Regions from separate parts of the Mus musculus genome. Here region 1 is linked to region 2. Evidence: chromatin loops called from intact Hi-C (ENCODE). Cell type or tissue: left cerebral cortex. All regions are shown on one strand. Each heading gives the region's core, and the rest is flanking DNA. Links, peaks and the distances in the headings are about the cores only.

The links. Peaks named below come from ENCODE experiments on the same cell type or tissue, not always from the same donor. Only the 100,000 strongest peaks of a DNase experiment are listed, where the experiment ranks them.
Region 1: it touches region 2 in a loop (5-fold over the local background); 4 of 42 quality-filtered maps call a loop at or near these places.

Annotation. Positions count from the first base shown.
Region 1 is chr17:64,327,021-64,332,515 of GRCm38, forward strand. Pja2 (praja ring finger ubiquitin ligase 2) reads right to left here and starts at 4,863. Exons shown (of 10, transcript NM_001025309.1): 1 at 4,776-4,863. In left cerebral cortex, for the core only: CTCF peaks have their summits at 2,383 and 5,015; DNase peaks (open chromatin) are centred at 3,692, 4,400 and 5,143; H3K4me3 peaks cover 2,278 bases; H3K27ac peaks cover 1,290 bases.
Region 2 is chr17:63,495,687-63,501,181 of GRCm38, forward strand. It overlaps Fbxl17 (F-box and leucine-rich repeat protein 17), which reads right to left and starts at 4,894. Exons shown (of 9, transcript NM_015794.1): 1 at 3,339-4,894. The coding sequence starts at 4,331. In left cerebral cortex, for the core only: no CTCF peak of the experiment used is centred there; DNase peaks (open chromatin) are centred at 3,177, 3,460, 4,226 and 4,912; H3K4me3 peaks cover 3,175 bases; H3K27ac peaks cover 2,185 bases.

The DNA of each region.
Region 1 (5,495 bases), core at 172-5,171, 830 kb after region 2:
ACTGACTTTAAGAAACTAAATTTCTCAATGCAAAGTTTACTAGTCAAGAAGCTACAACAAAATTGCATTGAAGGGTGAAAATACTGTTTTTTTATAGCAAACAATCTCCATTTCTAATTAACAGTATACAAAGTTCTAGTTGAAAGGTTAGGTGTCAACTCAGGTAACGTTTTCTCTTGAGCTTCATTTTATGTATCCTTGTGTGTATACAGAGTCTCTTCACGGGACCTGGAGCTCACTGATAGGGTAGAGTAGATGGCTAGCCAACCCTGGGTGGCCATCTGCCTCTGCTCTAGCTGTTTCTATCCTTCAGTGCAGGAATCACAAGCACATGGCCACATGAGGCTAGTTTTTACGTGGGTGCTAGGGACTGGAGCACAGGCCTCCTGCTTGAGAAACAAGCACTTTTTACTACACTAAGCCATCTTGCCAAGAGCCAAAGTGATGCTTAAAGAGAGCTCAGGAGTTCACGTTCCTGATTTCAAGAATTATTACAAAGTAAATGCCACTATAATCTAGTATTTTCAAAATTTCAGGCATAGAGATCAAGGGGACAGTCCAGAAACACATCACATTTGTGGTCTTAGTATACTAACTTTTAACTGAATAAGAAAAGGAATGTTCTTGACAAATGGAACTAGAACGACATAGCCAATGGATAAGAAAACAAGCCTTAAACCTTTTCTCACATCATAAAACAAAAATATAACTCAGAATATGTAACGCATCGTGATGTAAAAGCCAAAACTATTAAATACATAGCCAAAAACATGAGGAAACTTGTACAGCTTTGCAATTGGTAAAGAATCCTCAGAGCACAGAAGCACAGGAAAAAGAAAAGGGGAAAAAAAAGAAGCTCATTAGCCAAATTAATTCCCATTAAAAGCTCTTTTTAAGGAATTATTTGTGTTGCCACATGAGTGAAGGTACCTGTGGAGCCAGAAGACAACATTAGATTCCATGGAGCTAGAGTTACAGGCATTTGTGAGCAGACCAATGTGGGTGCTGAGAACTGAAACTGGGTCCTCTGGAAGAGCAGCAGGTGCTCTTACCTGCAGAGCCATCTCTTCAGCTCCTCCTCTTGTTTATAGTTTGGAAATAAAGAAAACATAAAAACCTTCATATTGAAATGTGTGTTTCATGTCTGTCAGTGTAGCCATATAAACAACATATTTAAAAAGCTTTAAAATTCATTAGGATAACCTGAGTTTTAAAATGGCTGAAAGATCTGAAGAAAGCATTTACAAATGAAGACACAGACCAGCTTATCAGCATCATGAGTCATCCAGTAAATATAAGTTAAAATTCACTGCGTCCCAGGAATGATCCCAGAAGCCAGAAGCCTGAGGCAGGAGGATTAAGAGTTCAAGGCTAGCTTGAACTACATAGTTTGAGTTCATTACAGCCTCAGCTACAAAACAGATTTCTTTTCGAAAAGACCAAGATAACAAACATGTGAACAAAAAATAAAAGCCAGTGTGATATAGTAAAACTACTATACATATACTAGAAGGGTGTAAGGGTGTGGGTAAGGCAAACTGCTGTGTGTCACTGGCAGACAAGGAACATGAGACAATGATTAAACATTCATTTTCTATATAAGTCAATAAATACTACATCTAGAGATTTTCCAGGTTAAAAAATGTTTCAATTCACATAAGAACTCAGAATAAATGTTCACAGCACCTTTATTAATAACAACCCCAAATCAGCAACAACCCAAATACATTGATTAAATGACTAAAACAGTAGTAAATCAACAACTATCATGAACTACTTCACAAAAAACAGAAGCTAGTTTTACACACACACACACACACACACACACAAATGGTCTTCAAAAGCATGATGCTGGGAAATAGCAGATACAAAAGAAATAATTACATTTATATGAAATAGTAGACCAAGGGAAAACAATGTATACTGTGAGAAAGGTAAGTGGTTTCCCGGGGCTCAGGGTCAAAGTCTGGTTGACCTCAAAGGAATAGAAGTTTTCAGAGAGGTGAAAATATTGTCCTATGTTATATATTATATGTACACACACACACACACACACACAATGTGTGTGCATATATATATATATAGAGAGAGAGAGACATAAAAGTATACTTTTATGAAAACACAATGAGATGTACATCTTAAGTAAGTACATTTCATTAATTCTAATTTACTCTCTAATTTAAAAAAGTTGACTTTTTGAAAAGATAATCTCTTTTAAGGAACTAGTATATAAGAACCACTAGTGACACCCAAATGGAACCATATATATAGTTGAAAAGATGTCAAAAAATAAAAAAAGAAAGAAGGAAAAGAAAAAAAACTTAACCTCCACTACTTTTTTATAAATATTAAGAATGACAGCAAGAGGAGCCAGAGAGGCAGCAGGTAGGTCAGGGTGCTTGCCACAAAGCCTGACACTATGCAATCCTGAAGCCCATGACAGAAGAACCAACTCCCATACGTTGTCCTTTCATCTCCATAAGCATGCTGTAACAACACACATGTGCACACACACGCTCAGTAAATGTTTTTAAAAATAAGAACAAAAACATTATCTGGGCAAGCTAAAAACAGAAGGGCATATTTTAACCTAATATTGACTATTAAAAAGCTTTGTGAAAAATCATATTTAATGCTAACCTCAGAAGCATTTACCTTAAAGAAAAAGTGACATATTTTAACTATTAGCCCTAGTCTTAGTAGCATTAGCCCTACTACTCAACAATATGTAGCACCTAAGGGGCAATGCAATGTCAGAATGTCATAAAAACTGGAAAGGAAACCAAAAAAATACTTTCAGATAATTGTCAAGTAAATACAAATATTAGCTCCATGAAAAACGGGGGGGGGGGGGGGTGGCAAGGATCAAAAGCTTTTTTTTATTGCCAGAGACAGGAAAACAAAGTTACCTTAAAGTTTTCATCTACTACAGCAATACAACTATAAAGGAGCTGGGAATATTGAAAAGGAATGATATATATGAGGGGTAACTAAAGCTTTAATATAAAGCAAGATGTGAATAAAATGGTGAGAACAGTTTGGGGAGGGGCTTAAGACTGTAAAACAGTTCTAAGAATTTATGTGTAATCTTATTCAAAATAGGGTTTTTAAATTTTAACTCACAAGTGGTCTGAAGACCACCTAGAAGAAACACTCAGGAAATAGTAATAATATCTTTAAAAAGAGTAATAATAAGGGTTAGATGGCTGTCAGATTTAAATACTCATACCCTTTACTTCTGCAACTGTACGTCTGGATCTGTGCTCCAGAAATGATCACACAGGTTTTTCCCCCTTATTAAAACAGTGTCTGAGTCTTGGGATAGAGGCAATATACTAGAAGGCAAAGTGGGGGCTGCTCTTTTTACATTACAGTCTTCCACACCGTGAAATGTTCTAAAATAAACGATTCAGAGCTTACAGTTCAGCATCAATCAATCAATACGTGAGTTAGTTACCTTTAGTATAAAGCATAACTTTCAACTGCAAGCACTGAAACGGCTTTCAGTAGGAATACTTAATTAAAGTCCATCAAATTAAAGAAATAGGATGTACCCTTAGATAGAAAAAGTATTAGGGAGGCCTACATAAAACGGGAGTCTATGTCCAAGATATATAATTAGAAGAAGCAAGCTTTACACAAATGTGCTCAGCATAGCCCTCACCCCCATCCCTGAAGGAGACAACTCTGCATGTGTGTGTATCTTTCAAGATGCGTTTGTGAAAGCACTTGGAAAGATGACCACCAAACCGAAATACTGGTGGGGCACTGAAGGATGAAAATAGTCACATATTAGTATTTATTTAATACTTCTCTCTTTATACTGCTGAATTTTACACGGAGGGTGCATGTCTGTAATAGAAGAATAAAATTATTTCATATAAAAAGACATGAAATCCAGAAGACAATCACAAACATGTTACGTTTATTTCTGTTATTTTTTTACGTTCCTGTATACACTCATCAAATGACCTGTTAAGTCTTCAGCAATGACTGCCATCTTAAAAGAAATAATAGCAAATATTTCGTGATAAAAATAGAGTAAGGCCTCTTTAAAAAAAAAAAAAAGAATCGTATACTTGACAGAATGAGGATCGTCAAAGCAGTTGTCTATGTAGACATACAATTTTTTTTTTTGTTTTATTTTATTCAACTTGGTCTGGGCAGCTTTCAACTCACCATTTTTAATGTGCGCAAAAAATGATAAACCTGGAGGCATCTTGGGGTGGGGGTGGAGGTGCGGGTGGGGGCGGGGAGGGGAGCCCTGAAGGTGCCTCTGACAGGCGTGCTGGGGCCTAACGCTGACCAAGAAGACGGTAGGCCACTGGCACTGCCTGACAGGGTGCCTGGGCCTCGGTGACAATCGGGGAGGACGCAAATCCGGGAGGCAGGGATGGAAGGCGTGCCGTGCCGGGCCGGGCAGGGGCCCCGCAGGCCTAGTGCGCCACGGTCCTCCGCGGCGGGCCTGAGGGTGGGCGGCACTGGCGGGCCGCGAGGGGCAAGGCGCCGGGTCCTTGACCAGGGCACCAAGGACAGCAGACAGCCGGCGGGAGCGAGCGGGCGGCGGGCGCGGCGGCTCGGGCTAGAGCGCGGCCCCGGGCGGGATGGCCGGAGGCCTCTCAGTCGCCAACCCCACCCACCATGGCCGGCCACGGCTCGGTCCGTTCCTCGGAGACCCCCGAAGCCGAGGCGCCTGGGCAGCGGCTCCCTCACCCAGATCCGCTCTGACAGAATCAGCCAGAATGGAGAGAGAAAAAAATAAAAATTGCCCTCACCGAGATGTGCAGCGGCTCCAGAGCGAGAACAGCGCTCGATCCTCCACCCGCCACCACCGCCTTCTTCTCCGCCTCCGACTCCTCCCCCGCCGAACGCGCAGCGGCTGCAGCGGCGGCGGCGGCGGCGGCGGCGGAAGCAGAGGTGGTGACGGCGGCGGCGGCGGCGGCGCGTCCCGCCCCTTGCGCTGCGAAGGAGGCGGAGGAAGGGAGCGCTTTAGCCCCGCCCCCTGAGGGCGCAGCCAATAGACTTCACGGCCCTCTGCAGGGGGAAAAGCACGCATCCAATCGCAGTCCTAGAAGTAGGCCTACGTCATGGTTGGACGTGGCAGAAAAAGGGAAAATAACTGGGGCTGTCTCTCTGCCTGGCGCCTGCAAGCTCTCTCCCAGGCCCTTCGCGGATTGGCCGAGGAGAGTGGAGACGCGCTTGGCTCCGCCCCCTCTCTGGCCCTGCGCCCGCCCCTGCAGCACTGCGACGTTTGGGCGGGGGCGGGGCGCCGAGGCCCGATCCACTGTCAGGCCTTTTGTGGTTTGGCTGGGAGAAAAGGGCGGGGTCTCCCGAAGGGAAGGGGGTGTGGAGAGCTGAGCGCAGGACTGGCGCAGTTACACTTCTCCCTCCATTCCCGCATGCCCCCCAGCAAAATGGAGGTGCAGAATTCGGTTCCCAAGGCTGTGAGAAGTTACCCAGTATTTGCAATTTGAAGTACAAGAAAAGAAAATCCG
Region 2 (5,495 bases), core at 275-5,274:
AAGAAGGGAAACTGCTTGTTGGGGAAGGGGATACAACGTTCAGGGGCTGGGGAGATGGAGAGATGGACAAGCATTTGCTGCTCTTCCAGAGGATCAGGGCGCAGGTCCCAGCTCTAGAGGATGAACACCCTACTCTGACCTGCACACACGTTACCTGTTATGTGGACATATAAAACAGATGCAAAAAAAAAAAAAAAAAAACTCTCTCGTCACAGAGGCTGGCTAATTAAGCAAGCACTTTTAATAGTAGTAAGTATTCTAAAAATAAAATTAAACAACTCTTATTCATAGCAGCATCTAAAAGAGTACATTTCTATGATCTCTCCCTCATTGCTAAGATTTCCCACCGGTTGAGTCAAAGTGCCAATATGCCCCTCTCATGATATGAAGGTCTCCTTTCCTTCTGCTATGTACATCCTGTATCCTGTTATTTACAATAGTCCTTTTGAATTCTTTGAAGCCTCTTGGTGTCAGTTTCTCCCGGCTTTCTTTTTCCTCATAGCTCAAAAATGTTTAGGTATTTCAGGTAACACAGTACAACTACAGACTTGGGCCTTTCTGGGTCTCTTTATTTTTAACTGGCCTGTTCCTTCTGGAATCTGTTCGCTATGGTGCAAGTGTCTGTTCCACTAGTATCCTCTTGTCCTTTAGCTTGGCTCCCTGGGAAACTGCTGTGTCTGCATAGCTGTTTCAGTGTCTTGGAAAGTTGGTTCTGAACTGTCTAGCCTGCTCGTCAGTCTGAGTACGGGTCAGACAAGGGATGTCTAAGGCCCAGCCAGTGTTGTCTTTTGTTTTGTTTATGAAATGGGGTCTGGATCACGTTGGCCTCCAATCTGTGATCCTCCAGCATCTGCCTCCAAGTGCTACAATTACTGGGATAATTATCTTAGCCAATTTGTCGATCCACCTTGGCCATTCCTTCCTGCCGGCCCTCATCCACACATGCGGTTGTAATAAACCAAGATGTGTGAAAAGATTATCCCTGCTTGTTTCCCCCCACCCCCCGTTTCCTCTGGCTACTTGCTCCACTTCCAGCTCCTTCCCCACTCCTCCAAGTGGCACTAACCTTCAGGCCATCTTTATGTGAGTTTTCCTTTTAGTTTTTCCTACCAAGTCCTCTGCTATTGGTTAGCAACTGGCTTTAACTTATTGTCCTACACTGAGCTAGACCTTGTGTAGGTCATGCCAGGAGCACCTACCAAGAAGCTGCAAAATTCCACTACTGACTTTTTAAACAGTTTCCTAAGATAAATCCTCCTGAGTATTTGTCTTTTATTTAATTCTAGAGCTCAAATGGTTGGACAGGTTTGGTTTTCCTTGGAAAAGACTCATTTGTCATGCAACCATGGCCCCTCTCCGATATTTTTATGCTCATTCTCCTGATTTTATAGATGAGAAAATAAAGATTTGAGGAAACTAAGTCATCTGTGTGACTTTTTTTAAAAGTTTAAAATGTTTTTACATTCCATTGTTTGTGTACATAGAAAAGTGTATGTATGCACATGCTCACTGTGTGTGCACAAATGTATAAAAATATACACAAGACTGTGTGTGTACATGCGGAAGAGTGAGAGTGTGTGTGTGTGTGTGTCACCTGTGGAGGCAGGACAGCCTGCAGGAGTGCTTTATCTCCTTTCATCATGTTGGTTCCTATAACTGAACTCAGGTCATCAGCTCACTGGTAAGCGCCTTTCCAGGCTGAGCTATCTCAGTGACTGCACAGTTTTAAAGGACTCATTTGTTCTCTGCATGTCCAAGGTGCCGAGCTGAAACAAGTCTGGACCAGTACTTCTCCAGTTTTCTCTCCGGTCAAGGTAAATGGCACTTCTGACCCACACATCACTGACACCATCCACATGGATCTAGGTTAGTTTTGCTTACTCACTTCGAAAAGGAATTGAATATGTAGGTGGTAGATAAGAGGGAGGATACCCCAGAAGGTTGGCCAACTTTGGAACTGACTATGCTAATCTGAAGTAGTTCTTAAATACCCCTTCTCTCCAGCATCTTATACAACCTGAAGCGCCAAGACTCAAGGTAACAACCCTACTCTGACAGCTTTCACTACAAAACAACTGACATAATTCTTAAGTAAACACACAGCACTTTTCGGTATTGTAATTAGCTTAAGACCACATAGCCCACTTAGAAAGGAAATGAGGTAAACCTACCTTCCTAAAACTTTCCAGGCTTTCTACCAAGCAAACTTCCCTCCGGAAACTACCTTGACCATTAACCCAGCCCAACTGAAACAAACCTACCAAAATGAAGACTTCCTATCTACTGACATATCAGAGTGGAAAAGACTTGTAGAGAAGGCTTTCTAATGGTGATGTCAGACAAGTTCTCCCCTTTACTACATTTTGGAAGGAAACAGGCTTACTCACTGAGAGCAAGGTAACAATCTAAACATTATGCTCCTATTGAATGTTTAGCTCAAGGTGACCATTATTGCAAAGGGAAAATAAGTAAGGAAACTGTTACCCAATGGCTGATCATATAAAAATCTAGCGGCAGTTTCAGTATGTAACACTGCTTCAAGTTGTAAAAGCAACAAGTAGCAAAATCTGAGGCTAGTTTATTTGATTCAGAACAATGCAGTAACCAGAGACCTAACAGGTTTATTAAGTACTTGGGAAAACTGCTATTCCCAGAGCTGACCTTTGAAGAGCCACTCTCTGCTTCTCAGATTTCTTATAAAGACCACACACCAGTTGTAAATCAGCTTCTGAACCAATGGTTTGCAAGTTTTCCGGAGCAAGCAAACAACTTCCCCCATTCAGGAAGACCTTTCCTCAACTCCCTGAGAGAGGATTCAAGTCCTCGGGACAGTACACTCAAAAGATGTCTACAGAGGAACACACTGACCAAGGCCTGCCATTCACTCGGTCAGTGTCTGGTCGTGGTAAATGCTTACTATAAGTTATTGCCACTAGACTAGCATCCATCAAACTTTTAAACTTTCCAAACACCAGTATGCAAAGTGGTTGCCCACTGTATACAACTTGCTCAAGAAATGCGTGTATATTCCACAGAATCTAGTATAGTATCTATATTGGGGGGTTTGCCAATGCAATGCATGAACCCCGAGTTGTAGGACCTAAGCTACTTCGAGGCATTCAGCAGCCTCCAAGTTTTCCTACTTCAACACCAGGCTGAAAGCTCAGGCCCCACTGGCTTCCCAGTCTCCCCTTCCGGCGTCCCCCGGCTGTCAGGGAACCCCCCCCCCTCCTCTGCACACAGGGGGAGGAGAGAGAAAGCCTCGGAGGCGGGGGAGCCGGGTTAGGGGGGCGGGGGGGGGGGAGTGAGCATCCCTGCGCCTCCTCGCCCAGACCCACCTTAAGCAGGATGGACGGCGGCAGTTGGTTGATGTCTGGGATCTCGGGGGGCGGCTCCCTGTGACAGTCGCAGGGGTTTTCGGGGGGCTCCTGACAGTCCGCGTCGCCGCTCTCGGGCTGCTGCTGGGCAGACGAGGGGGCGGTGCCCCCGGCTCGGACTGTGTCCCCGGCGGCGGCCACGATGGGGGCACACTCTGAGGCGGGAGAGGCGGGCGCGGGGCAGAGCGGCGGCGGGGGCTGCTCCGGGGCCTGGCAGCAGCCGGCATCGGGCGGCCGCGGCGGCGAGGCACCTCCTCCCGCGGGCCCTCCCCCGCCGCCGCCGCCCCCGCCGCAGCCCCCGCAGCCGCAACGGGGCTGCTTGCAGGGGGTGCAGGCGGGGACCCCGGCCCCTTTCCGCTTGCAAACCATCTCGAGGGCCGTGGCGGGCTCGGCCTGCGGCGGCGGCGCCGGCGGTGCCCGGAAGAGCTGCACGGCGGCCAGCGGTCCCAGGAAGCGCACGGGCCCCACGCCGGCCAGGAAGAGGCTCCGGCCCTGCTGCTCCCAGGCGGCGGCGGCGGCCAGCCCCAGCTCCTTGCAGCAGGACGCGGGCGACGAGGCAGCGGCGGCGGCGGCGGCGGCCGAGGACAGCAGGAAGCGGCGTGCGGCGGCGGCGCAGTCCTCGGCGGCCAGGGCCGCGTAGCGCCGCGCCAAGTGCTGCGAGGAGACGGCGGCGTAGGCCCCGTCCCGCGGCGGCGGCGGCGGTGGCGAGAGCGGCGGCTCCTCCTCTAGGCCGGCGGAGGCGGGCGCGCCGGGGCTGTGCACGATGAAGCAGAGCATGCAGGGCCCGCGGAAGAAGCAGTCCCGGCTCCGGGGCGCCGCGGGCTGCGGGGACGCCTTGGCCAGAGCCCGGCGGGGCAGTCTGAGGAGAGGGCGCCGGCGGCGACACCAGCTGCAGCAGCGAGGCCTCTTCTGGCTCGGGCGGTTACGCGGCTCCTTCGAGAGAAGGTGGCCCATATAGAAGGCCCCGAGGAGGGCGACCGGGACGGGGCGGGAGAGGGAGGCCCGAGGGGCGGGCTCCGGCGGCGGGGCAGGCCGCTGGCTGGGTCGCCCGCGCCGCGCACCCGGCACACGCGACGGCGGGGGTGGGCGTCAGCTGCGGGCCGCCCGGGTGCCCGACGCGGGCTACATGCTTTGCCCCCCGGGGAGCCGGGAGGAGGACGGGCGCGAGCTGTGGGGACGCGAGGGAGGGAAGCGAGTCTGCCGGCCAGGCCAGCCGGTTCAGTCAGTCAGCGCCGCGGCGGGGGCAGCGCGGGCCCGACTCGGACCATTTTAACTGCGGCTGGGCCGGCGGCGCGCGAGCCCGCGACACGGCCCGTCGCCGCGGGAGCGCGCCGCCCGCTCCGGGAGGGGGCGGAGCCGCCCGCGGGGGCGCGCGGGTCTCACCCAGGGGCGGGAGCGCCGCCGGGGGAGAAGCGGGGACCTCGGGGCTGCGCGCTGACGGGGCCGCGCACTCCCTCCGGCTGCACACGGAGGTGGCCTGGACGCCTCCGGGCTCACGCCCCTCTCCCGAAGCGGATGGAGACGCTTCCGAGCCAGCTGGGTGACATCCGTTTCCACGGCCGCGCTGACGTCTGGAGGTGTAAGTTCAAGAGCTGCCATTGGCCAGGCTCAGCTTGGCTCTTCCCCTTCACTTCCCACCCCACCATCGCCCTGACTCGGAAACTGAGGCCAATTGAGAACGGAAGAACCAGTTCCACCTGAGAGGCCTGAGCCCTTGGGTGATGGGTGACAGTCCAGTAAGGATCCGTTAGCTAGGTGACTACACTGATTCTACTCCTGTGTCTAGGCACCTGTTGCATACTGCTGCCTTTGCACACAATTGCGGGCTGAAAACATGTATCACGCTGAAAACAGGTATACACGCTGGAAAAAACACTCCAACATTCCAGGCTCCAAGCTCAATGTTACTGTTGTTTGACACCTTGAAATCCAGTCTGTCCACTCTGTGAATATTAGTGTGGTGCCCTTAGGACAGACTTTGGTGGCTAAGGTGGGGAACTAAAACATGCAAGTTGATCAGACTTCAGAAGTCTTAAGTTACAGTGATGACACAGGTTCTCGGATGGGGAGAGGTCAGCTTTCACAGGGGAGAAGGTAGGGAAAGTTAGTTGTCTTAGT